Regions from separate parts of the Mus musculus genome. Here regions 1, 2 and 4 are each linked to region 3. A link is a loop called in an ENCODE intact Hi-C map of the cell type or tissue named here. Cell type or tissue: left cerebral cortex. All regions are shown on one strand. Links, peaks and the distances in the headings refer to the core of each region. The heading gives the core; the rest is flanking DNA. Region 1 has its middle 49 kb from the start of Gm33742. Region 2 holds the start of Cltc (clathrin, heavy polypeptide (Hc)). Region 3 holds the start of Gm51288 (predicted gene, 51288). Region 4 overlaps Gm51915 (a long non-coding RNA gene).

Region 1 (6,110 bases), core at 792-5,791, 66 kb after region 3:
AAGCAGAATTCTGAAGAAACTAGAATTCATGAAAAAAATTACATAATCAGGGGCACTAGGTGGCAAAAGTCCTTGTGCCCACTCACCACGCCCATCAAAGGCAGCTCGAGAGCACAGGCTTCCCACGCTGACTGTCAATGTCTTTCGGGATGATCTCAGAGCAGCACAGCGCATGTGAGTCACGGGGAGAGCAGAACCAAAGCTGACAGGAGAAGGTGCATCAGGGTGGATTCTGGGAAATTCATGCACAGCAGTCAGCTGCAGGTTCCACTTTCTAGGGTGTCAACACTGGGCCATGAGCATGGTTCACAACAAACGCTTAGCCTGGCAGCACGCCTGGCTGCCACGTGCTTTTGGTTTCCCTGATAGGCATTTTCCCCCTGCTCCTGTTTTTCTAGGGGTCTACCTGGGGGTGTTGGTTTGGTTTTGAGACAGGGATTTATGGAGTTCAGGCTAGTCTCAGACTCACAGTGACGCTAAGGATGACGTGGAATTCCTGACAGCCCTGCCTCCACCTCCTTCCTAAGTGCTGGGATAACGGGCATGTGCAATTTATCGCATGTGGTTTCTGCTGTGCTGGGGGCTCAAACATAGAGCATGCTAGGCAGCTAGACTACTAACCAAGCGGCATCCCCTGATACCATTCACTGCCTCCCTGTCTTTTGCAGGACTGGGGATTTAACTCAGGGGTTTACACCAGTGACTCTCTTGCAGAGTTACATCCCCACCTGACTACCTTTTGTTTTGCTGTTTTCCCTTTTGTTTGTTTTTGAAACACTATGTATCCCTGGCTGGCCTGGAACTAGTTATATATGACAGGCTGGCTTTGAACTCACAGAGGTCCACCTGCCTCTGCCTCTGCCTCTGAGCGCTGGAAAGAAAGGTGTATGCCGCCATGCCTGACCTAATTTTGTTTTTAATTTCTATTTGCATATATGTCTGTGTGTCTGTGTGTATCTATGCCATGTGCAAGGGGGTGCCCATGGGAGCCAGAAGAGGGAGTCAGATCTCCTAGAACGGGAGCTGCCCTAACATAGGTGCTAGGAACCAAACTCCGGACTGCTTGAAGAGCAGCAAAGGCTATTAACTCAGAGACATTTCTCCAGCCCCTGGCTTTGTCTTTTGAGAGTCTCACTCTAGACTGAACTGGACGTTACTATTTGGATTCTGGTGCCCAGTCCTGGGAGAGCTCAGGCTAACAGTGGAAATCTAGGACACAGCAGGTTGGGAGAGACAATATGTTCTCAGCCTCTCTTCTCAGAGGTAAAACCGTCCTCTCATCCATCTCCTGCCCCATTTGTACCATCCAGAGCTCTCCGATGCCACTTTGGCTATCAATAGTTGGCAGTGAGTTTTGCAATAAACAGCTGCCCAGAGTCAATCGAAACCACATCCTCCAAAAGAGCTGACAGGGGTGGGGGTGAGGGCTGGGGGAAGGGTGGGACACTCAGCTGCCTACCTGCCCTCTAATCCTTTTTCATGCCTCCTACAAAACCATCTACCAGAATTGGAAACGAGAACCATTTCACCTAGATGAGCAGTTCTGAGTATACATATGGTATTTGAGAAACGCTTAGGATGATGAGAGGAAGCCAGGAAGCCAGGAAACCAGGAAGCCATGGCAGCACCAGGACAGGGCTGGTAGCCAAGTGTGGTGGTGCACACCAGTATTCTCAGCATCTGGGAGTTTGAGGCAGGAGGATACAGAGGTCAAGGACAGCTTCCAGAGATGATGTTCCAAAATAAAGTTTTAAAAATGAAGAAGTTGTTGCATTGTTCATCATGAACAAGACTCAGCTTTCCTGCGGAGTCATAACCCCTTCCCTATTGTAGAGAAAAAGCCCCAGGGAGAGCATTGGGTAACAAACATGGCTACAGGGAAACGCAACGGAAGCCCAACCATGAGCTAGAAGAGAAGCAGTCGGGAATTGCCAGCTCTATTGAAGCCAATTTCACCTTTCCTGGTTGGTTTATTTCATGAACAGGATGCCCTCTGGGAGGCCAAACTTGCCTTTCACCTACTCCCATGGCAGACATAAGACGTGGATTTTTGGTTAGCTTTTTTTGTGCTCTCTGCTAACTGGGGACACGGAGGGAGCTGGTCCTGTCTCTACAGCCTCAGAGTGACACTATCACAGAAAGCTGTGGGCCTCTGTCTGTTCTCTGGAGACCTATATGGCTTTGATTTTTAGAGCCCTTCTACATTCGAAGTAAATGCTTGCTTTCCTCAGCCTGTGAGCTCGTGGCTGTGAGGCAAAAGTGCCTCACAGTGAAGCAACCCAGGAGAAGGTGCTTGACTGAGCAAGAGGGAGTGGGGGTCATGGTCTGGGCTCTGGGAACCTGAGTGCCTAGGGCTTTGCGGGCCTGCTTTTCCTCATGACCCTGCCTGTACACCTTTACATCAGCCTCAGCACAGTGGCTGTCACATGGCCTGGTGTTTATGGCAGAGATAACGGCGTCATGGTGATATCTCTCTGTTTGTACACTGACCCCATGGTCCAGGAATCATCACCTGGTCCATGGTAAACTCTGCCCTGTCTTTATCTGTGCAAAAAAAATACCAGGACACTTCTGCCTCAAAGAGGTTGACCCCATTATCAGCTGCTGGGGGAGAGGAAAACACAGCCAGAGTTGCTGTTTACAGCCCGAACTGTGAGTTGGGTAAAAATAGTGCTAGCCGCCTGGTCCAGCTTCAACCCCCCGGCTTCAAACTGCAGAAAGGGATTATTTTGGGAAGAGAAGATTTTCTTTTCCACCCACAGATCTGAAAATGGTCACTTCTCCGGAAGAAGAGAGACAATCCCACACAGAGATGAAACGTAGGCTTTTGTATGGCCTCCCTAGGAGATCACCCCAAGAGCTAGTCTGGCAATGCCCTCCTCTGACAGCCAGGTCTATCCCCAGCCCAGACCTGTGGGTGACCTAGTTCAAGGTACAGTGCAAGTTAATTAGCTTTGACCACAGTGAGAGAAGGCAGGCAGCTGGGCCAGGATGCCTCCTCTCTTCTGTTGACTGGTACTATTCTGAGGCCATTTGCCTTTCAAAACAAAGGGGTGGTGGGGGGACACCTGCTTTCCATTTCTCTCAGGCTCTTTACAAGCATGGTATGGCTATAAAGAGATGAACATATTCCCTTAAGCAGGGTCTGGTATCATCTGAAAGCTGTGGGCTGAAAACCTTGTGTATCCCTAGAGGTTGGGGCCTGAACCCAGGGACATGGAATCTCTTTTGGGCTCAAAAGTTGACCCATATGACACCTAGAGATGTCTTTGTCTTTCTCCCCCCTGTGCTGGGAATTTCTTAAATTTTATCATTTTTATGTGTATGAGTGTTTACCTGCATGGTTTTCTGTGTATCATGCGCATGCCTGGTATCCACTGGGGCCAGAAGAGGGCATCAGATCCCACCCTGGAACTGGATATACTGATGGCTGTGAGCAACCATGTCAATTGTGAGGTTGCTGAGAATTGAACCCATAGACTCTGGAAAAGCAGACAGTGCTCTTAACCATTGAGCAATTTCTCCAGGCCCCTGTACTGGGATTTTAACGCAGATTAAAAAACAAAAAGCTATTCTACAAACACATCTAAGCGGGCTGGAGAGATGTCTCAGTGGTTAGGAGCACTGACTGCTCTTTCAGAGGTCCTGAGTTCAATTCCCAGCAACCACATCGTGGCTCACAACCATCTGTAATGGGATCTGATGCCCTCTTCTGGTGTGTCTGAAGACAGCTACAGTGTACTTATATACATAAAATAAATAAATCTTTAAAAACTAAAGATTGTATCTAAGCACACAATAATGGTACCTGGGTAACTCTAAAGAGGCAGACACATAGGCAGACACATATGGATATCTGCTTAAGACAGGATCTCATGTAGCCCAGGCTGACCTCCATCTCACTATATATCTGAAGATGACCTTGAACTTCTGATCCTTCTGCTTCTGCCTCCCAAGTGCAGGGATTATGGGCTGGTGCCACCATGTCAGTCATTTGTGGATTCGTCTTATCACATTAAGATGTATTAGAAAGCTGCAGGAAGGAAGACCAATGTGTGGATACTTAGGTCCTTCTTAGAAGGGGGAACAAAATACCCATGGGAGGAGATACAGAGACAAAGTGTGGAGCAGAGACTGAAGGAATGACCAACCAGAGACTGCCCCACCTGGGGATCCATCCCATATACAACCACCAAACCCAGACACTTTTGTGCTGCCAACAAGAGCTTGCTGACAGAAGCCTGTTATAGTTGTCTCCTGAGAGGCTCCACCGGTACCTGACAAATACAGAGGTGGATGCTCCCAACCTACCGTTGGACTGAGCACAGGGTCCCCAATGAAGGAGCAGGAGAAAGGACCCACGGAGATGAAGGAGTTTGCAGCTCCATAGGAGGAACAACAATATGAACTAACCAGTACCCCAGAGCTCCCAGGGACTAAACCACCAATCAAAGAAAATATATGGTGGGACTCATGGCTCCAGCTGCATACGTAGCAGAGGATGGCCTAGTTGGTCATCAATGGGAGGAGCAACCCTTGGTCCTGTGAAGGCTCGATGCTCCAGTGTAGGGGAATGCCAGGGCCAGGAAGCAGGAGTGGATAGATTGGTGAGCAGGGGGAGGGGGGAGGGGATAGGGGGTTTTCAGAGGGGAAACCAGGAAAGGGGATAACAATTGAAATGTAAATAAAGAAAATGTCTAATTAAAATTTTTTTTTGAAAAACAAAGCAAAACAAAATAAAAAGAAAGTTGCAGGGAAAAAAACCCACCCCACACTAGACCAGCTGAATCAGCTGAGGTACAGGCCTGTAACACTTGCCACTGGCGAGGCTGAGGTACCATGGCAGGCTCGAGGCCTGGTCGGGCAGCAGAGTGAGTCAAAGCCAGCCTGGACAATTTAGGGAAAGTGGGTCAATGAATGAATGAATAATGAATAAATAAATAAATAAATAAATAAATAAATAAATAAATAAGCAAGCAAAGGAGGCTGGGATGTAGCTTGGTAGTGGAGTACTTGCTAAGCATGCACACAAATCCCCCAGATTATCCAGGGCTGGAATCCAATGAATTTTATTTAATCAACATTTTAGGGAGCAGGAGACGAGATCTCCTTCAGTGACCCAGGAACCAAAACAAGTATTCCAGTTTGGGAAAACATATCTAACCAATGAAAAGAATTTCTTCTGGACATCTTTAGACGATCTCATCTCACACGAACGTTCACATACAGGCTCACACACGTACACACACCCATGCACACACGCACGCATGCATGCATACACACACCTGCATCCATGGCCTCAGGGTGAGCATACAGTAGTAACGAGTCAGAGACAACAGCTGTCTGGGTGGGAGATTTACTAAGGGCCTTGAGTCAAGAGGCTGCTAGCTAGGGCCTGGCTTCTCTCCCTGGGTGTCATTTTATCCTTGTCACTCAGTCACAGCACCATTTACCTCTCAGGGGAGAGGGTGTTGATACCACTTATTGTGTCTGGTAAGACCATTCCTCCTGAGGCAGTACTCAGACTTCGAGTTATAGTCTGAACATGGCCTGGAAAACAGGCTCTAGAAACCATTTCAAGTCTCCCATGATCTTCTGGGCACGATTTAGGGATCTCTCCTGCTTCCAGGTGCTTGATAATGTTGACATGACCAAGACCCGGGGAAGTGCAGTACATTACACAAGTTACAAAGGATATCTTGTTCCCACACTTTAAGGTCCCCAGTGGCCCCCAACCTGTCCACTTCCACCTATCTGTAACAGCCACATCCCTAAGCCTTGTCACCAAGCCAGAAACAGAATCACCCTGCTCAGATGGCTCTGCCTCTGGGGAGCGCTGGCCAGTTAAAGGGCAAGGTCAGCACTGGCTGCCTGGCCAAAAGAGGCCAGAGAAATGGAGCCCCCTTCCGAGTCCCATTGACCAATGACAAGGAGAGAGAAATTGGTGCTGAGTCACAGCAACTCCAGCTGTTTGTGTACAGGGCTCCGAGACTCCTCAGGGGCCAGGGTGAGACAACTAAAAAGCCCTTTGTTCAGGACGGCTTCAGGTTTTCTGTTTCCCAAACTGAGAAATCCAGATAGTGCTGACAGCTGCCCAGGAGGGAAATGAG
Region 2 (6,110 bases), core at 502-5,501, 94 kb before region 3:
AATAATCCTTACACTGTATGTTTGTTTGTTAAAAGAGAGGGAATAAAAGTCTGAGATCAGAAGATACATTATCCTTTCGGCACACCTGACTCTATCTACTAGAGTGGGATCCTACCAGCCAAAGCCTAAAGTGTAATGAGGTCCTCCAGAAAATAAGCATCCGAGATCTTCAAGTGTATCTGTAAAGCTATTTTATAAATATTCAAAATCTTTAAATTTTGGAAAACAGTTTCAAATATTTGCAGAAATTGCTACTCACATGCCACACCTGCATTAAATCTGTTTTTAATTAGTGACAAGTTTGGATTCCAGTCTGTAAGACCATTCAACAATTCTGGTCTTGAGTTTAATAGAAATGAAAAACTATTACTCAAATCACCAGCAACGGTCATGTCATCAGCAGTTGTCTTTGCTTCTTTTGTGTAAGGTTTATACACATATTTGCAGAAAGCTATTTCTGGTAACTTCAGTGTGGCCAAGTGTTAATCCCAAAGATGGGAGAAGAAAAAACAGCAACCCAAATCATGGTCAAATTAATTAAAGCAAGCAATTAATTAAAGCTAGATTTTTTTCTGTTGTTAGTGTACACAGGCTGCCTCCCTCTTAACTCAGCCTGAAGAGCCCACTGTCCACTAACATCCAGAACAGTGCTTTCCTAACACTTTATATTCTTAACAGAGGAAACTCAAGCTTGAATTGAGAACAAAAATTAACTTCTCTGTCAGCATTGTCACTTGACATTTTTCAGACCTTTACAAAATAGAGATCTTATTGCCAAAATCAGATGAATTATTTGAAAACTAGTGATGACTGAAGAAAATGTATTCAAGTCATTTAATGGGCAAAGAAGTCCTAAAGTAAAATAATTCGTTAATGTTAGCAACACGGTAAAGTCTATAAAGAAATATTTAATTATTTTACTTGGTGCTAAATTTTAGTTAACCCTCTTTATTATCAAACATCTTTTATGTATATCAATGAAGAAAAGTAAATCAGATTGCCTTCAATGATAAAGCACTCAATAAGTTACCAATATTTGAACTGGATCACTGCACCTCCCCCTCATGAAATTAGCCCTTCAGAAGATGCAGCTGAAAGCAGATTTCTTTATGGGGATACTTGAGGGAAAGTAAATTAATATGAATAAATTATGATGTCAAAGAGTCGGGACAAGTGAACCAGGAAAATCAGCAGTTCAGAAGAAGCGTAATTCAGCGAAGCCCTCCAACAGTCACCTGCCTAGGCCAACTGCTGGCAGGTTGCCAGGTTAGACAATGGTGTATTGACTCCAGGATAAGGTGCAGTGGGGGGCGGAGGGGGGACGCCCCAGACTATTAAAAAGGAGCCAGTTACAGATCAACTTGTTAGGTACTGACACAGAGCAGGTATGCACTTAAACCCGGCTCTGATGAATTCCACGCAGTCCTGTGAGACATACTCCTGCCGTAATCCCACAACTACCTGCTAAATTCCAAAAGGCCATAAATAACCTCTAAATAACTCTCCCTACCTGCAAGAATCAAAGTGAGCCTAAGAGCTACACTAACCCTCTGAAGAAACCAAGAAAGGAAAAATATGCGCGTTCCCCTTGGGACCTTGACCCCAGGCACCGAGACTGACACCGCCCCTTGCCGCCCCTCTATCTTCTTTCTGTTCCTTCAGTGAGTGTGACCTTCGGTTCCTTATAGATTCAGGGAAGGCAAGCCACGAGCCACTGCTACCCTAACCCCAAGGTGCCTTTCTCAGTGGTGAGCTGCAGAGGGAGGATGCAGCTCCTCCCCAACCCACCCGCCACACAATTCCTGGGTGCAGACTCGATGTAGAAATGGGAATAGACCAAGGGAAGGTGACAGCCCCGCGTCGCTCAGGGTTAACGAGAAATCTTGCTCTGGGAGAAACGCGCGAGAAGCTCCCCCACCTAGCCCCTACCCAAATGAATGAACTGAGTAAAATGGGAAGGGGGGTCTGGTATGCGCAGTTCTTGCAATCCAGGAAGCAGAATAAGAGGTCGTCAGACGTAAGGCCTGGCCTCGCCGCCCTTTGCACTCCGATTCGTCATTTCCATCCTAGTCTCATATCATTTAACCCTTTAAGCTTTTAAGACACTGTCCTTCCTCCACCTATGCCAAATACCGACACCCCCCACTCCCCTTCTCTCGATCCCTTTCGGGCCAGGCCGCTAGCTTCTTCCTTCCCACGACCCTCGAAAAGTCCCTCAGCAGCCCCGACTCACACGTACCTGGAGATGCTCCTGAAAGCGAATGGGCAGAATCTGGGCCATGGCGCTGTCGGGGAGTATGGTCTCCTCCTGTCACTGGGGCTGCAGGGCAGTGCCTGCCCGGGCTCTCCAAGGGAGAGGAGGAGACGGGGAAGGGGAGGGGAGGCTGGGCTCAGAGGGATACTCTCCGGGGACGCAGGGAACTGGCAGGCAGACGAGAGAGCTTGGGTCGGGGGCGGAGGCTCCAGGGGCCGGGAGAGCCGCAATGGCGGAACCGGGAGCAGCGCAGACTCCGGAAACGGCTGAGCCCTGCGGAAGGATCCCGAGGCAGAACTCCGCCCAGTCTCCTCACGCCGTCCGCCTTATGTAGCCTTCCACAGACGCCGCGCCGCGGTCGGGCGTAGGGATTCAGGGACGCAGTGCGCGGAGCGCTCTTCGCTGATGCGGCTGCGGGGAAACAGAGGAACCGAGGGACTACTTTTTCTAGACTCATCACTTTCCCCAGGCTCCGGTTTCTCCCTTCTCCCCTCCCCCCTCCCACTTTTTTTTTTTTTTAACATTTTGCCACATCATGCGACTCGGGGCGAACTACGTCATTTCCGTAGGCGCTGTAAGACCCACCCACGCACTTCCCGGTGCACGTGATGCGGGTAGGGAAGGGTCGGTTGAAGGCTGCCAGAGTGGAGGGCGAGAGGCAAGATACTGGCCGCTGCTCCTGGGGAGGAGGTGGCGGTTGAGCCCCCTGCCGGCGTGGCGGCCTGGGCGTGAGGACACCGAGTGCCTGAGGAGAAGGCCGCGGCGTGGGTGCCGCGGTGACTAAGGGAAACGGCCCCGCCGCAGAGCTCCTCGGGCGGCTGGCTGCGGCGCGCCTCCCCCGCCTGGTTTCGCGCAGTGGGTGGTTGCTGACACCTCAGGGAGGGGGACCGTACTGAGCTGCAAGCTTCCTTGCCCTGACGCACGCCCTTCTGACGCCAGGAGAGCCGGATGGCTCCTCGAGATCCTCAGATAAACCATCTCAAAGGACAGGGAAGGCCATGGGAGAAGAATCTCCTGCTGGCCCCTGGAGAGCGCTTCCGCGGACATTTTGGTGGACTTAGATCAGCCTAGTGTAGAGATCAGTTTGGCCTTCGAGAACTGGAGGGTTCGGCCACAGGAAAAAGCTTAAAAGATGTAGATCAAAGGATGGCTAGGGAAAGAAACCTCAGGGGCTGTCTTGGAGCTGAGGGATTGACTGTTAGTCATACATGGTAGTAGGACCATTACCTGTAGTTACAGGGTGGGCGATGTAATAAGCCCTTCAAAACCGGAGCACCTTGCCTTCCTACAGCAGTAAGCTATCTGCAGCATTCATTAGCGATTAATAGCCGCCCCAGAGCTCTTGCTAAAGTGTAAGGTGTAATGTCTCACAATAGCACCAATATAAGGAAGATTTAGAGAGTTCATTTCCACATAGTTCGTCTTAATCCCCCTGAAAGTTCTTGAGGAAATTACTTTCAATGCCCCTTTCAACCTAAAGAACATAAGACAACCACTGGGTGTACAATAATTTTGCGTAAGCGGTTTTGCTTAGAGAAATCTGCTTAGTCATTTCAGTTGCGTTTAGTATTCCCCCCAAATACTGCCTTTCATATCTGGGCTGAGAGGAGAACCAGGCAAGTGAGAAGGCAGACAACAGACCCTTGAAGAAGAGCCTTGCCACCATATTTAGGATGTTTTGTGTTTACATAATTTCACTTAAGCACTTGAATGTGCCCTGTCCTGCAATGTTTGAAAAGATTGTTTTCATAAGACTTTGTCCTTTTCTAGAGGTGGGCAAATTTTAAATTAAAATCCTAAGGGAGTTACTGTTTTATTACAGAAATGTCAGTAGCTTAATAGAATTGCACTTTCAATCTCAGAATTTGGGATGTAAGAGCTTCACCATGAACAGATCACCACATTTCAATTTATTGACAAGGGCCTTGTATTTTCATACAGACCCTGCATGAAAGGACATTTCAAATCCCCAGAGCAGTTGATTTTACTTCCTTGGTGTGGAATACCTAACCAAAAAGTGCGCTGAGACTGCTTTGTCATCACACATAGAAATTTCAAGAATGAGTTGTTTTCAGAAATCATTTAGAAAGAAGAAAAGTAGATGGTGATATCCCAAATCATTCTGCTTATTAATAGGACTGCTGCCTTGCCTGCCAGATTCTCCTCTCAGCCTAAATATGAAAGGCAGTATTGGAGAAAAACAGTAAAAGCAACTAAAATGACTAAGCAGATTTCACTCAGCAAAGGCACCTTAAACAGTTAATGCCCCCCCCCCTTTTTTTTTCCAAGAGAAAAATAGTGTAAATGATAATGCTACCCAATGCTGGGGACACTGTGGTGCTCACCTGTGATCCTCACACTGGAGGGTTCTGAGGCAGGAAGATCTAGAGTTCCACATAGCAGGACCTTGTTCCCCCAAACTAGAACAGCTCCAAACTGGCATGCCTCTTAAAGATCAGTAATTTGCTGTAATAAAAGATGATTATAATGAGATTGTGCTGGCTAAATTTCCAGCAGGACAGAGACAGGGGAAAGGACAGTTCCTGGTTTAGAAATCCCAAACACAGTAATCCCAGCATTCGGGAGGCAGAGGCAGGCGGATCTCTGAGGCCAGCCGGGTCTACAGAGTGAGTTCCAGGACAGTCAGGGCTACACAGAGAAACCCTATCATGTAAAACCAAAAAGAAAAAAGAAATCCCAAACACTGAGGCACTAAGTTTTCTAAGCTATACCTAAAAGGCGTGGTTTTAAGCACTACCTTAAAATAGATAACCTGATAAGCTCTAAAACAAATCCTGCTATCCTGTGTAAGTAACTTTTTTATCCAAACAGACTGCTGCAAAGGATGAGTCATCACCCTGGCTTTTAGTTTGCCCTGTTTTAGTAAAAGAGGTCATGTACTAAATGGTCAAGGTATGAATTTGAAGCTATTTTTACAGAGTTATCAACAGCAGGCCCTTATATAGTAAGCGCCATAACAAAAACATTGCTTTGTATGTTATTTTGAGGAATTGTAGTTTCTCAAAATCTACACAAGAAAACTGTATTGTTCGCCAGTTCTATATTTTATACCAGGAACTCTGTAATGGTTATAGATGTGTAACCATCCTGGAACACAAAGCAAAACCCACCACTTTTCTGCTGGGTGTGCTGGTACATGCCTGTAATCCTAGCACTTGGCACTTGGGAAGCCAGGATAATAGTGAAGAGAGTCAGGAATTCAGGGCTGGTTTCCTATATTGAACAGACTGAGCTACATGAGATCCTGCCTCAAAACAAAATCTTTGATAGCCACACATGATGACTCACACCTGTAGTCTCTGAACTTCCCTGAGTGAGGCTTATGCCTCATCTTCTGTGGGTGAGGTTGTGGGGAATTCAAGGGCAGCCTAAACTACAGAGAAACTGTCTCTCCCTCACTGTCCCCACCCCAAAGCCAAACCTTTTTATAGGATTCCTCCATAGTAGTTCATCTTAAGGCAATCCCAAAGCCTTCTAAAAACAGCTTGAACTAATTGCAGTGTAAAAGTCATAGACATTCATCAGATAGACAATGATTAATTGGAAAGTAGAACTCTAATGCTTCATACCAAATATAATTCAGATTTTAGAAACCATAAGAGACACTTTGGAATTATACAGGTAAGATTCTGGTTTCACCATTTAAACAGCACCTTTAAAATACCTCAGCCCCTTAGAGCTACTGATAAGAATTGTAGCTTTTCATGCAAGATAAAAGAGAACCATAGCGCTTGCCACTAAGAAAGAGAATCTCCCTTGAGTCTTAGGGATTGGTCAACATAGTGCCCACTGTGTTTCAGTGCAGTATGATCAGACTATAGGCAAAGTTCCTCAA
Region 3 (6,110 bases), core at 655-5,654:
TGGCCCACCACAGAGTCATCTCATTCATTACAGGGCCTAGGATATCAATCATGTCCCACTATAAGCTCCGTTGCCTTGACGTGGGAATCCTCTGAAGGACAGCAAGGGAAATTCATACCTTATGTGCTCCCACTCCCGGTTAACCTCTGGGGAAGGGATATTATGCAGCATTTGGGCCTTATTTTGTCCAATGAAAACGCCCCATCGGGAGGGTATTCAGCTAAAGCAAAAAATATCATGGCAAAGATGGGTTATAAAGAAGGAAAAGGGTTAGGACATCAAGAACAGGGAAGGATAGAGCCCATCTCACCTAATGGAAACCAAGACAGACAGGGTCTGGGTTTTCCTTAGCGGCCATTGGGCCAGCACGACCCATACCATGGAAAACAGGGGACCCAGTGTGGGTTCCTCAATGGCACCTATCCTCTGAAAAACTAGAAGCTGTGATTCAACTGGTAGAGGAACAATTAAAATTAGGCCATATTGAACCCTCTACCTCACCTTGGAATACTCCAATTTTTGTAATTAAGAAAAAGTCAGGAAAGTGGAGACTGCTCCATGACCTCAGAGCCATTAATGAGCAAATGAACTTATTTGGCCCAATACAGAGAGGTCTCATGCTGGTTAATCAACTCATAGATCTTGTCCAGATACAACTAGATGTATTATGACAAATAACTCAGCAGGGTTGTGAACAAAAGTTTCCGGGATTGTGTGTTATTTCCATTCAGTATGTTAAATTTACTAGGGCAGCTAAATTGTCAAAAAGTCTTTTTCAGTATATGTTACAGAATTGGATGGCTGAATTTGAACAGATCCTTCGGGAATTGAGACTTCAGGTCAACTCCACGCGCTTGGACCTGTCCCTGACCAAAGGATTACCCAATTGGATCTCCTCAACATTTTCCTTCTTTAAAGAATGGGTGGGATTAATATTATTTGGAGATACACTTTGCTGTGGATTAGTGTTGCTTCTTTGATTGGTCTGTAAGCTTAAGGCCCAAACTAGGAGAGACAAGGTGGTTATTGCCCAGGCGCTTGCAGGACTAGAACATGGAGCTCCCCCTGATATATGGTTATCTATGCTTAGGCAATAGGTCGCTGGCCACTCAGCTCTTACATCTCACGAGGCTAGACTCATTGCACGGGATAGAGTGAGTGTGCTTCAGCAGCCCGAGAGAGTTGCACGGCTAAGCACTGCAATGGAGAGGCTCTGCGGCATATATGAGCCTATTCTAGGGAGACATGTCATCTTTCATGAAGGTTCAGTGTCCTAGTTCCCTTCCCCCAGGCAAAACGACACGGGAGCAGGTCAGGGTTGCTCTGGGTAAAAGCCTGTGAGCCTAAGAGCTAATCCTGTACATGGCTCCTTTACCTACACACTGGGGATTTGACCTCTATCTCCACTCTCATTAATATGGGTGGCCTATTTGCTCTTATTAAAAGGAAAGGGGGAGATGTTGGGAGCCGCGCCCACATTCGCCGTTACAAGATGGCGCTGACAGCTGTGTTCTAAGTGGTAAACAAATAATCTGCGCATGTGCCGAGGGTGATTCTCCACTCCATGTGCTCTGCCTTCCCCGTGACGTCAACTCGGCCGATGGGCTGCAGCCAATCAGGGAGTGACACGTCCTAGGCGAAGGATAATTCTCCTTAATAGGGACGGGGTTTCGTTTTCTCTCTCTCTTGCTTCTTGCACTCTGGCTCCTGAAGATGTAAGCAATAAAGTTTTGCCGCAGAAGATTCTGGTCTGTTGCGTCTTTCCTGGCCGGTCGTGAGAACGCGTCTAATAACATGTAAGTAGTTCAGTGTAAAAGAATGTCAGCGAGAGTGAGTTTGACACCTGAGAGCCACATGATGGAAGGAAAGAACAAGCTCCTACCAACTGACTGTGATCTACGTGTCACACATACACACGCACACACGTGTACACACACACACACACACACACACACACACACACACACACACACACCCTGCCTTCCACTGTCTGCAAACTGCCTATTGTGGGGTTGGTGGTTACTTCAAAAGCCAATCTAAACTAAATTTATGCTCTAAATCATTTGGTAAGGTGACTCCTGAGTCCTTCAGCTGGAGGAATTTTAAGGTGTGTCACCTGGAGAGGATTTATATTCTGCATTTAACTTTACTAGTAGAACTAATCAGGACATTGAACTGGACCCTGAGATAGAAATAACTCTCCTTTAGAGAGAGGTTCACACCCTATTATACCTCATTGGCAAATTTCCTGACAGCCACACTTTTTTCTGCATCTGTTGTGTTTAAAATTAAATTTGAAGCTATTTCCTTACTGTAGGTGGACAGTTTGAAGAGAATACATCCTCACTTGGTGCACTTTATTTAACCTTTTCACTACGCACACCTCCCTCCCCCTACATAAATTAACAAATTCACAACTTTGCACGCATGAGTCCTTTGATGGGGCATGGGGACAAAACTTTTGTTATTGCTGTTTCTGCCAGCCTAGTCCGTTAAAAATTAAAACAAGCGGCTTTTCTGTCTTTCGTGTTGACCAAACCTCCTGACATTGACTCTGAAACATGAGTTGGATATAAAAATGTTTAAACATACCCGATGGGGTAGGAGAGATAGTTCAGTGGTTATGTCTTGCTGACCTTGTGTGGAGGACCTCAGTTCTGTTCCCAGCCCCCATACTGGGCAGCTCACAACTGCCTCTACTCCAGTTCTAGGGGTATTCAATACCTCTATTCTCCATAGACACCTGTACTCAAGTGGTAATTCATACCCATAATTAGGAATAATAGGAATAAATCTTCTTTTAAAAATAACCTGATTCAAAATAAAAATGGTAAATGCATTGTGCCACCTGTCTTCTTTAAGAAGCTGGGCGTATATGTGTGTCTTGTCTACACATATTTACATATATACACTCTTCCTGTCCCACCTAGTCGTCAGTTGCTAGTTCACAAAAGTGAAGTCACCAGTAGGTTGAGTGGTTGCTCCTCCGAGTTCCACTTCTCTCTGCAACTGTTTAAAAGCTCTTCTTAGCCCTGTATTTGCTGCCAACATTGCACACTTCCTTCTCGTGCTTAAAAATAAATGTCAAGTCCTTGATCTTTTGTTAAAGATTCATTGCCAGCTCTGGTTTCGCAGCAGGAGCCTCTCTCAGGATGGAGCTGGCTCCGATTTCTGCTAAGAACTAACCTAGGAATGATGGAAAGATGATTATCATCAATGTCAGAGAGCATATGGGTTTCTACTGAGCAGCCCCGCCAAGCGGGGCTCCCACTGATCCTTCCCATCACCACCAGCCAGATGACTCTAGGAGACAAATTCCTCCTCAGATTGGAGAAAATGAGAGTCCAAATTTCACACATATTTCTCCCACCTCAGAGAGGTTTCATAGTAAAGCACTAAGTGCCTTGTGTTTCTTAAGCTTAGTTTCCATAAGATGACCAGTGTGGTTTTTTTTTTTTTTTTTCTTCTCTAGATGGCAAACTACCTCATTTTAGTGCATCCTTTTGTCTGGGTGACTCACTAGGGTCGGTACACACAGTGAAAGAAATGAGGCCATTCTAATTTAGGCATGCACGCATGCACACACACACACACACACACACACACACACACACACACACACACACGAAGGCATTGTGCCTTACTGCAGATGTTTGCAGTGGCTTTATCTCAACCATACGAACCCTGTCTAAAAGGAACAACGCTGTTAATTAAGTGGAAGCCACGGGCACTCAGTGCATATTTTTTCAGCATGAGGTCCCAGGTGATTCAATTAAGATCTCTATCATTACAAATTGGCTCTCCAGGTATTTTTTAAAAACCCTCTTCGTCCACCCTGCTTCTCTTGGGATATATACCAGCTGGCATCTAGGTATTTTAGGATATAATTTTCTGTACTGAGGAAAATCTCTGAGTACAGAGAAATCAGAGGCAAATTTGAACTTTTCTCAGAGTGACTGTTTCAAACATTTGAAAGCACAGAGCAATTTGCCTCTTTTCTAAACAGTAGAGAGATAAGAGTCCACCCTCTCTGCAGCCTATTATATAGCACTCTATTGTCTTTGAAGTTTAAATAAATCAATAAACACAATAAGCACACTGTGTATTTTCTGGTTATACAATGCAGAGAGTAGACAGATGGGGATACTATAATTAAACAATGTTTCCAATGTCCAGAACATTTTAAGCAGAGAGCAAAATTAATTGAAAACCCAGTTGCTGTTGCGGCTGAGGGGCTCCATTCACAGATCCAGAGCCTAATTAACAGAGACAATCAATTAGGCAGCTGGCGCTGTAGACATAGCCCCCTCTGCTTCTGTGGACGAGTTCGATATAACCAGCTAAGCTTTCAAAGTTAAAGATCTAAGCCAAAGACTTTTAGAGAAGAGCTGCACAAGGATTCTGCGATTCCTTCCAGCTGTTCTGGCTGGCCCCTGCTCCCTCTACTACTCAAAGGCGAAACTTTCACAGGCAGCGTTCAGGAAGACTTGCATTTCGGATATTTTCCCTCCGGCGGCATATGTCTGGAAAAGCTCCAGGTTGACCAATATCCCTGAAACAGACCTGGGTGCCGTTTGGTATTTGTAGAATAGAATGAGTCAGCTGTGGACATTCTCACGAGGCAAACTGTTCAGAGAAGGGCAAACACTGGAACAGATTGCAGGACTATTTTTTCCTGCAACTGCTTCGACAGATCTAGAAATCAAATTTCACCAAGTATTGGTCCCATAAACTTTGTGAGAAATACTATGAATATCATCTATAAAGTTTCATAATGCAATTTAGATGGTGGCTGAATAAGATTTTCATTTTCTCTTTGAGTAGGCAGTGCTTATTAATAAGAAAAACACTTCACCCACTTGTTCAGGGTAAAAGCAGGCTCCACCGCCCCCAGGAATTTTGCTTTCAGGTTTATTACTAAGCTGGTTGTTTAGGAACCAACATCGTGGCTATCGCAAGCCTGAAATCCCAACCCTTGGATGCTAGAGGCAGAAGGACTATCCTCAGCACCCACACACTGGGTGAGTTCAAGACCAGCCTGGGCTATGTGAGACCCTCTTTCTTGTTTTCTTTCTTTTTTTTTAAATAAAGATTTTATTTTTTTATTTTATATATATGACGAGTACACTGTAGCTGTCTTCAGACAGACGAGAAGAGGGCAACAGATCCCACTACAGATGGTTGTGAGCCACCATGTGGTTGCTGGGAATTGAACTCAAGACCTCTGGAAGAGCAGTCTCTGCTCTTAACTGCTGAGCCATCTCTCCAGCCTGAGACCCTCTTTCAAAACAACAAAAACAACAAAGAAACCAAATTTATTTTTCCCTGGACCACAGGAGGGGAAAAAAAATGGCGGCTACAGTCTGAACATAAGCTCCCAATTTGATTGGCTGCTAAGTCATCAAAACAGCCTTAAACCCAGCGGAGGCTGAGAACCTGTGCCCTTCTATCTGGTTTATCACCCATTCTCTGTGTGTGTGTGGTCTGAAGTCTGCAAAGTGACTTACTCGCCTTGCCTCCCTTGCTTGGCATCCATCCGTCATGGAGTGGGATGGAGCAGACAGAGCAGAGTGAAAAAAGATGATATGACTCCTGACCTGGTTCCCGGTCACCTCTGGGACCACATGCCTGGATGGTCTCTTCCCCAGCACTGTGTCTTACTAGACTCTATCTGGTCATTCCTTTGCACATCTTCCATATACAACGATTCCCAGTTAGCATCTGAATATCTTCTCTTGGTTTTCTTAACCCAGTCCATCCTACACTTAATGATCTCCTCATCCAAAGCCTTCATTTGCGCCATCTCAGTAGAATCCTAGCTATCAAACCCTCACAACAAAGAGAGAAGAAACGCCCCTTTCCTGGAAGGAGAGGTCATTAGCAAAACGGCAGGCAGGCTGGCTCTCCCACATACATAGATACCAATAGTGTTTCATATCTGTCCTTTATCCCCGAATAAGATCAAATTCCTGCCCTCAAGGAATTTCCTTTCCCAGTTGGGGAGACGAGCAAGTATACAATGCTCACTCAAGATAGCCACATGCCCTGGAAAATCTTATACAGAAATAAACCAAGGGTCCTAGTAGGGTCTAGCTGATGGAAGAGGGCAA
Region 4 (6,110 bases), core at 758-5,757, 140 kb after region 3:
CGTGCCCACCCCTTGGCAAGGCCGCAGGGGAGGCGCCGGGAAGCGTCCAGGCAGGAACTCGCTGTGGTTCCCTTGGCTTGGGGCTGCCGAAGCGCTCCGGGGACTTTAGAGGGCGACGTGCCCCAGACCCAACTATCTCAATGGAGACATCGACCATACAGCCGGGTGCCGCCGGGTGCCATCCGTGGGGGGTGGGTCACGCCGAACAAGGGAGGCGTTGGCGCTCAGGTCTCTGGGTCCCCATATTTGCCAGGCGGCTCGTCGCCACCCGCCGAGTCCCGAACCCGGAGCGCGCGCCAGTGTTTGTAAACAAACCGGTCACGTGGCTGCAGCAACCCGTTCCCCGCCCCTAGCACCCCGGGAACCTTCGGGGAGCCCCCTCGGGACCGCGACAGCACCGCCCCAGCCGAGCCCGGCTGCACGCAGCCCAGGAGCCCGACCGTCCCCAGGGCGCACAGCCCGAACTGGAGCGGAATGCGCCCCACGCCCACGCGAGCCCAGCTCGAGATCCCTCATACCTGGCGGTAGGCTGCCCGGTCCGGCCAGCGCCGGGCTCTCCGGAGTGCTTGGCGATGAAGGACTGCACGGCTGACTCTAGCGCTCCCTGCGCGCTCTTAAAGCCACAGTCTCCGCCACCGCCGCCGCCACTGCCGCTCCGCATCCCTCCGAATCCGGGCTGGGGGCTTGCCGGGTGACAGACGCGCCCCCGCGCCTATCCCATCGGCTCAGCACATAGCAACACGCCACTGGTTGGCCCTGCACGGCCGCAGCCCATCCGCCAGGAGCCAATCACTGGAGGACGGAACTCCGCCCCTGCTTTCCCTGCCTCCCGCCCCCAACCCCCACCCGCCCCTCGGCCCTGGCGGGGCGCGCGTGCGAGGAGTGTGGCAAGGTCTGGGTCCCGCCAGTCCTGGCAGCTGGCGGGCAGGGCTGGGAGAAGAGGTGATTAGAGTGGGGGAGCTCTCTGAGATAGGAGCCTGTTTGTCTGGCTTTACTGGGATTCCCAGGACCCGGGGTTATGTTGGGAAGTGGGATTTACAGTGCTTTTGTTTTGAGAACCTAGATAGTAATTCCTCGCTCCACTTTTTAAGCCACTCCTGACCCAGAGCCTAAGTTACTAAAAGTGACCCGCAGAGTTCAAGGCAGGTGTATTTAGTAAGATAGTACCAGTCTCGTCATGCCCACCCATGCCCTGCTCAGAAGCGGAGATTCTCTATTTCCTCTGCCCTGCTCGAAATTTCCTAATTAAAACTAGGAAAGGGTTGTCTGGTGTGTTCGAGTCCCTGGGTTGGATCCCCAGTACTGAGAGTGGAAGAGCATAGAGAAAGACTATAGAGAAACTGGGATCCCTATTGCTAATGGTTAGTGAGGTCTATTAGCAACAGAAAATACAATAAGAGTAGTCAAGGTGACCAAAAGGGAGGAACTGGCATTCTGGGTCAGTGGGGTGGTGCTTTTCAAGGAAGAGAGGGTTAAAAAATAAACTCATGACAGTCGGGAAGTCCAGGGAGGCACCAGGTGGGTGGAGTGGGGCAGAGTCTTCCTACCGGAAAACAGGTCAATTTGATAAAAGAATTTCTGCGGGGGGGGGGGCGGGGGAGACACGGCAGACCCACCCTTTTTTCTAAGACACTGGGATTCTGAATGGTGTTGGGGCAAAATACATGTTTTCATTGCTATTTTAGAAGAGAAAAAAACACAAGGTAATTGGACAAGGTGGTTCTCTGCTTTATAGCCCAATTATAACCCAAGGCTTGGGAAGTGTTAGAAGTTTAAGGTCATTCTTGGTTAGATCGGTCCAAGCTAGCCAGGTTACTGAAAAAGAGAAAAAAAAAAAGTTCATGCGGGGTTGGGGTGCTGAAGGAGGCCCAGGAACCTTTGGTCTCCTATCTGGCAGCAGTTTACACACAAACCCAGGCTGGTATTTGGGTAGATCCCCGGGTGACTCAAAAACGTCACCTGTCACTCCACCCAGCTGTTTTTAATACATATGCAATCAACTAAATTGTCTTCAGTGAATGTACATCGCATGGTTAGGGATGAAAAAAAGTCCCAACGTTAGTAAGAACAAAACCACTCATTTTTGCCGGCAGATACCGGTTTCAGTGTAGGGGCACTGTCAATATTTACAATTGACTGCTTTGGGAATTATAAATCCTGGAGTCCAAAAGCCTTCAGCTAACTAACCACAACCTTGAAAAGACTTGAGATTGGATCTTTAAGAAGATATACTAAATTCTTTAGATTATCAAAAGCTTGATTACCAGCCCAAGGCTGCTTTCTGAGGTTAAATTCCTCTGTGCCCTTAGGCCTTAGTACCCATCGCCTAAAAGAAGGGAGGGCTGGGATCTGGTGGTGGAACTCACAGTAGAGACTTTGCCTAAGGTTCTTGAGGCTCTGGGTTCAATACCCATTACTGCAGAAATAAATAAGGACGGCTGAAATAAGATGGTTTCTGACATCCCTTCCAACTCTAACATTTCAAATCAGGAACCAGGAAATCAAATTGGTTACATTTCTGCAATAGTGTGTTACTAAATATGTTTATATCCACGGGTTCCCTAACGCCTAACAGTAGATTCTGTACTGGTTTTAACACCCTGAGATACTGGTATGTTATGTAACAAGATTGGAGGCTACTGTTCTGTGCTTAAATAAAAGATAACATTAGCTAAAGAAAGCCTGCCTTGTGTGGGGTGCTCTGAGGACCCCTGCAGGCCTGCTGTGTGATTGCAGGAGACTGGAAGAGGCCACAGAACCACAGGGCTGAAAAACAATAGAATCAGCCAGCCAGGAAAAAAAAAAAAAAAAAAAAGCCAGATCATGCCTTCTTCCAGCCAAAGGAGCCAAGCTGTGTGAGTTGACAGAAGGGAGAACCGAAACAAAGAAGTGTGTATGTGTGTGTTGGGGGGCAGGGAGTGAGTACTAGAAACTGCTTCTCTTTCTCTCTGCACCCAAACACCTTCATGGGCCCTCAGTACACATTTACTCAGTGCCCATCTTCAGCACCTTTCCCTGTTGCCTTGGACTTATTCCGAGAACCTATGGGAGAGGAAAGAAGCCCAGGCCAATGGACAGATTGAGAATAGACAGATAATTATTGAAGCCGAGGGCCGCAACAGAGAGGATATTATCCCAGAGAGCAACAGAAAGACAGCAACAAACTTATTCAGAGTCAGAAGGCTCCCTTACAAACAACAACAATGAGACCAAAAAGGAAAAAAAAAAAAAAAGAAAGAAAGAAAGAAAGAAAAATTGGTTGGCAATAAAGGTTTGAGAGGCTCCTGGGCTCACAGGTGGTTCCTCTGCCTGCTGCCTTGGGATTGACTCCTCTTTGTGATGCTAAGCCACATTTATACATCTACTCATCCTTTCACAGTCAGTGTTTGTCTTCGCTTACTAATCCTGTGTGTTCTCACTTCTGCCACCTAAGTGCGGCTCTGGCTGTGAGCAAATCACTTTCTGCTTTTTGTTTTCTTTCTTCCTTCTTTGTCCCCACCCTCCTCTGGAGTCAGAGTCTGTATTTTGTAGCCCTGGCTGACCTGGAACTCACCCTGTAGCACAGACTAGCCTTGAACTCACAGAGATCTGCCTGTCTCTGCCTCCCCGGAGCTGGGATTAACTGTGGGCCACCACTGCCTGATGCTCTTTTCACTTAAAAAAAAAAATTGCCGGGCAAGGTGGTGCATACCTTTAATCCCAGCACTAGGGAGGCAGAGGGAGGTGGATTTCTGAGTTCGAGGCCAGCCTGGTCTACAAAGTGAGTTCCAGGACAGCCAGGGCTATACGGAGAAACCCTGTCTTGAAAAAAACAAACAAACAAAAAATTATTTTGTTGCTGGTATGTGACTGTGTACACGGAGAAGTTGGGAAAGGACAACTTGTGAAAGTCAGCTCTCTGCTTCCATTTTAGTTTCTTGTTTTGCCAAAGCAGAAAAAATAACTTTGCCATTGTTGTTGGGAAGCTAGCTTTACCTATAATCCAGTGCAATTAATAGCAGAGATAGCAAGAAACATAATAGGGGGAACAATATAACATTTAGAGTAGAAGTTCTAAAAGTTGTGTGGAGGGAAATAATCAGACTTGCCAGCTATACTGTCAGAGACCTCTATTTTTCTGTAGGATTGTCACCTCCTACAGACAAAAGATACTTGCATTTGTATACATGGTTGACTCCATAGCTTCCGTTAACCTTTTTTTGTTTTGTTTTGTTTGTTTTTTTCCAGCACTTCGCTGTGTAGCCCTGGCTGTCCTGGAACTCACTCTGTAGACCAGGCTGGCCTCGAACTCAGAAATCTCCTGCCTCTGCCTCCCAAGTGCTGGGACTAAAGGTATGCGCCACCACTGCCTGGCTAGCCGTTTTGTTTTTTTTTTGTTTGTTTGTTTTTTGTTTTTTTGGTTTGTTTTTTTATAGATATATAATGGTTATATCTGTGTGTATGGATCAGCTGCATTCAATGCTTACTGAAGTCAAAAGAAGGTGCTTGATAACCTAGAGCTGGAGCTACAACTCCTGGCAGTTGTGAGCCACCTGGTGTGGGTGCAGGGAGCTGAACCCTGGTCCTCTGGAAGGACAGCGAGGACTCTTTTCCATTCAGCCGTCTTTGCAGCCCTTTAAGATAACTTCATTCAGAGCAAAGGGATATTACAGATTGCAGAGATGTGCTATAAGTGTTGACAGCAAGCTGAGGAAGTCCTCAAGTGCCAATTGCCATCTTGCTGAGTAGAGTTACTCTTCTTATTTCTTTTCAGTGCATACTCCAGGCTACCCGTCCTCAGAGCTTTGGGCTAAATTGCCACTTACCTTTTTACACGGGTTCCAGGCCCTTTTGCTCGCACATGCCCATTTACCTTCGGAGCCATCTCTCCAGCCTCAAGGTTGTTTATACATGCCCCAGTTGTGTTTGGTTGTTTTAGATGAAGGCAAAATCTGTAGCTCAGGCTGGCCTCATAGTCGAAGCAATCCTCCTGCCTCAGCCCCCAAAATGCTGGGACTAAAGGTGTTTACTAGCAAGACAAGTTCTCTGTGTGTCTGTTTCCTGTATCTTTGTCTCTCTGTTTCTCTTCGTGTGAGGGACCATGTATATTGAGAGAATTCGGAACTGGGGCTGGCTTTGAACTTCCTGTGTAGATAAGGATTCCCCCTACCTTGAACCTCTGGAACCATAGCATTTATCCACCGTACCCAGTTTTATGCAGTGCTGGGCATCAGATCCATGATTTGGTACCCACTAGGCAAGAATTCTACCAACTAAGTTACATCCCGGGCTGGTGAGATGGCTCAGTGGGTAAGAGCACTGACTGCTCTTTCAAAGGTCCTGAGTTCAAATCCCAGCAACCCCATGGTGGCTCACAACCACCCGTAATGAGATCTGATACCCTCTTCTGGTGCATCTGAAGCCAGCTACAGTGTACTTATTTATAATAAATAAATCTTTTTTTTTTCCATTTTTTTATTAGGTATTTAACTCATTTACATTTCCAATGCTATACCAAAAGTCCCCCATATCCACCCACCCCCACTCCCCTGCCCACCCACTCCCCCTTTTTGGCCCTGGTATTCCCCTGTACTGGGGCATATAAAGTTTGCAAGTCCAATGGGCCTCTCTTTCCAGTGATGGCCGACTAGGCCATCTTTTGATATATATGCAGCTAGAGTCAAGAGCTCCGGGGTACTGGTTAGCTCATAATGTTGTTCCACCTATAGGGTTGCAGATCCCTTTAGCTCCTTGGCTACTTTCTCTAGCTCCTCCATTGGGAGCCCTATGATCCATCCATTAGCTGACTGTGAGCATTAAATCTTTTTTTAAAGATTTATTTATTTGTTATATGTAAGTACACTAGCTGTCCTCAGACACTCCAGAAGAGGGAGTCAGATCTCGTTACAGATGGTTGTGAGCCACCATGTGGTCACTGGGATTTGAACTCCGAACCTTTGGAAGAGCAGTCGGCTGCTCTTACACACTGAGCCATCTCACCAGCCCATAATAATAAATAAATCTTAAAAAAAAAAAGTTACATCCCAACTACTCTTTTTTTGTTTTTATTACTTTAAATTTAGCATATAAAGCACTGGGTTTCGTAGTGACATATTTATACATATAGATCA

The links. Peaks named below come from ENCODE experiments on the same cell type or tissue, not always from the same donor. Only the 100,000 strongest peaks of a DNase experiment are listed, where the experiment ranks them.
Region 1: a loop joins it to region 3, with 5 times the contacts of the local background. A loop is called at or near these places in 3 of 42 quality-filtered maps.
Region 2: a loop joins it to region 3, with 3 times the contacts of the local background. A loop is called at or near these places in 2 of 42 quality-filtered maps.
Region 4: a loop joins it to region 3, with 2.2 times the contacts of the local background. A loop is called at or near these places in 4 of 42 quality-filtered maps.

Annotation. Positions count from the first base shown.
Region 1 is chr11:86,914,344-86,920,453 of GRCm38, forward strand. No RefSeq gene overlaps it. Among named protein-coding and RNA genes, the nearest start is that of Gm33742, 49 kb to the left of the region's middle. In left cerebral cortex, for the core only: no CTCF peak of the experiment used is centred there; a DNase peak (open chromatin) is centred at 2,726; H3K27ac peaks cover 1,982 bases.
Region 2 is chr11:86,755,009-86,761,118 of GRCm38, forward strand. Cltc (clathrin, heavy polypeptide (Hc)) reads right to left here and starts at 2,559. Exons shown (of 32, transcript NM_001003908.2): 1 at 2,240-2,559. The coding sequence starts at 2,281. It overlaps Gm42085 (a long non-coding RNA gene), which reads left to right and starts at 2,705. Exons shown (of 3, transcript XR_880101.3): 1 at 2,705-2,868. In left cerebral cortex, for the core only: a CTCF peak has its summit at 2,954 (motif pointing left); DNase peaks (open chromatin) are centred at 1,357, 2,062, 2,629, 2,807 and 3 more places; H3K4me3 peaks cover 3,272 bases; H3K27ac peaks cover 3,966 bases.
Region 3 is chr11:86,848,363-86,854,472 of GRCm38, forward strand. All of the region lies in intron 3 of Gm33742 (a long non-coding RNA gene), which reads right to left. Gm51288 (predicted gene, 51288) reads right to left here and starts at 4,296; the gene lies at 4,242-4,296. In left cerebral cortex, for the core only: no CTCF peak of the experiment used is centred there; DNase peaks (open chromatin) are centred at 3,272, 3,926, 4,649 and 4,862; H3K27ac peaks cover 2,007 bases.
Region 4 is chr11:86,993,074-86,999,183 of GRCm38, forward strand. It overlaps Gm51915 (a long non-coding RNA gene), which reads left to right. Exons shown (of 3, transcript XR_003949754.1): 3 at 1-1,264. It overlaps Ypel2 (yippee like 2), which reads right to left and starts at 689. Exons shown (of 5, transcript NM_001005341.3): 1 at 519-689. It also overlaps Gm22387. In left cerebral cortex, for the core only: CTCF peaks have their summits at 770 and 2,707; DNase peaks (open chromatin) are centred at 2,080, 2,693 and 3,381; H3K4me3 peaks cover 643 bases; H3K27ac peaks cover 2,701 bases.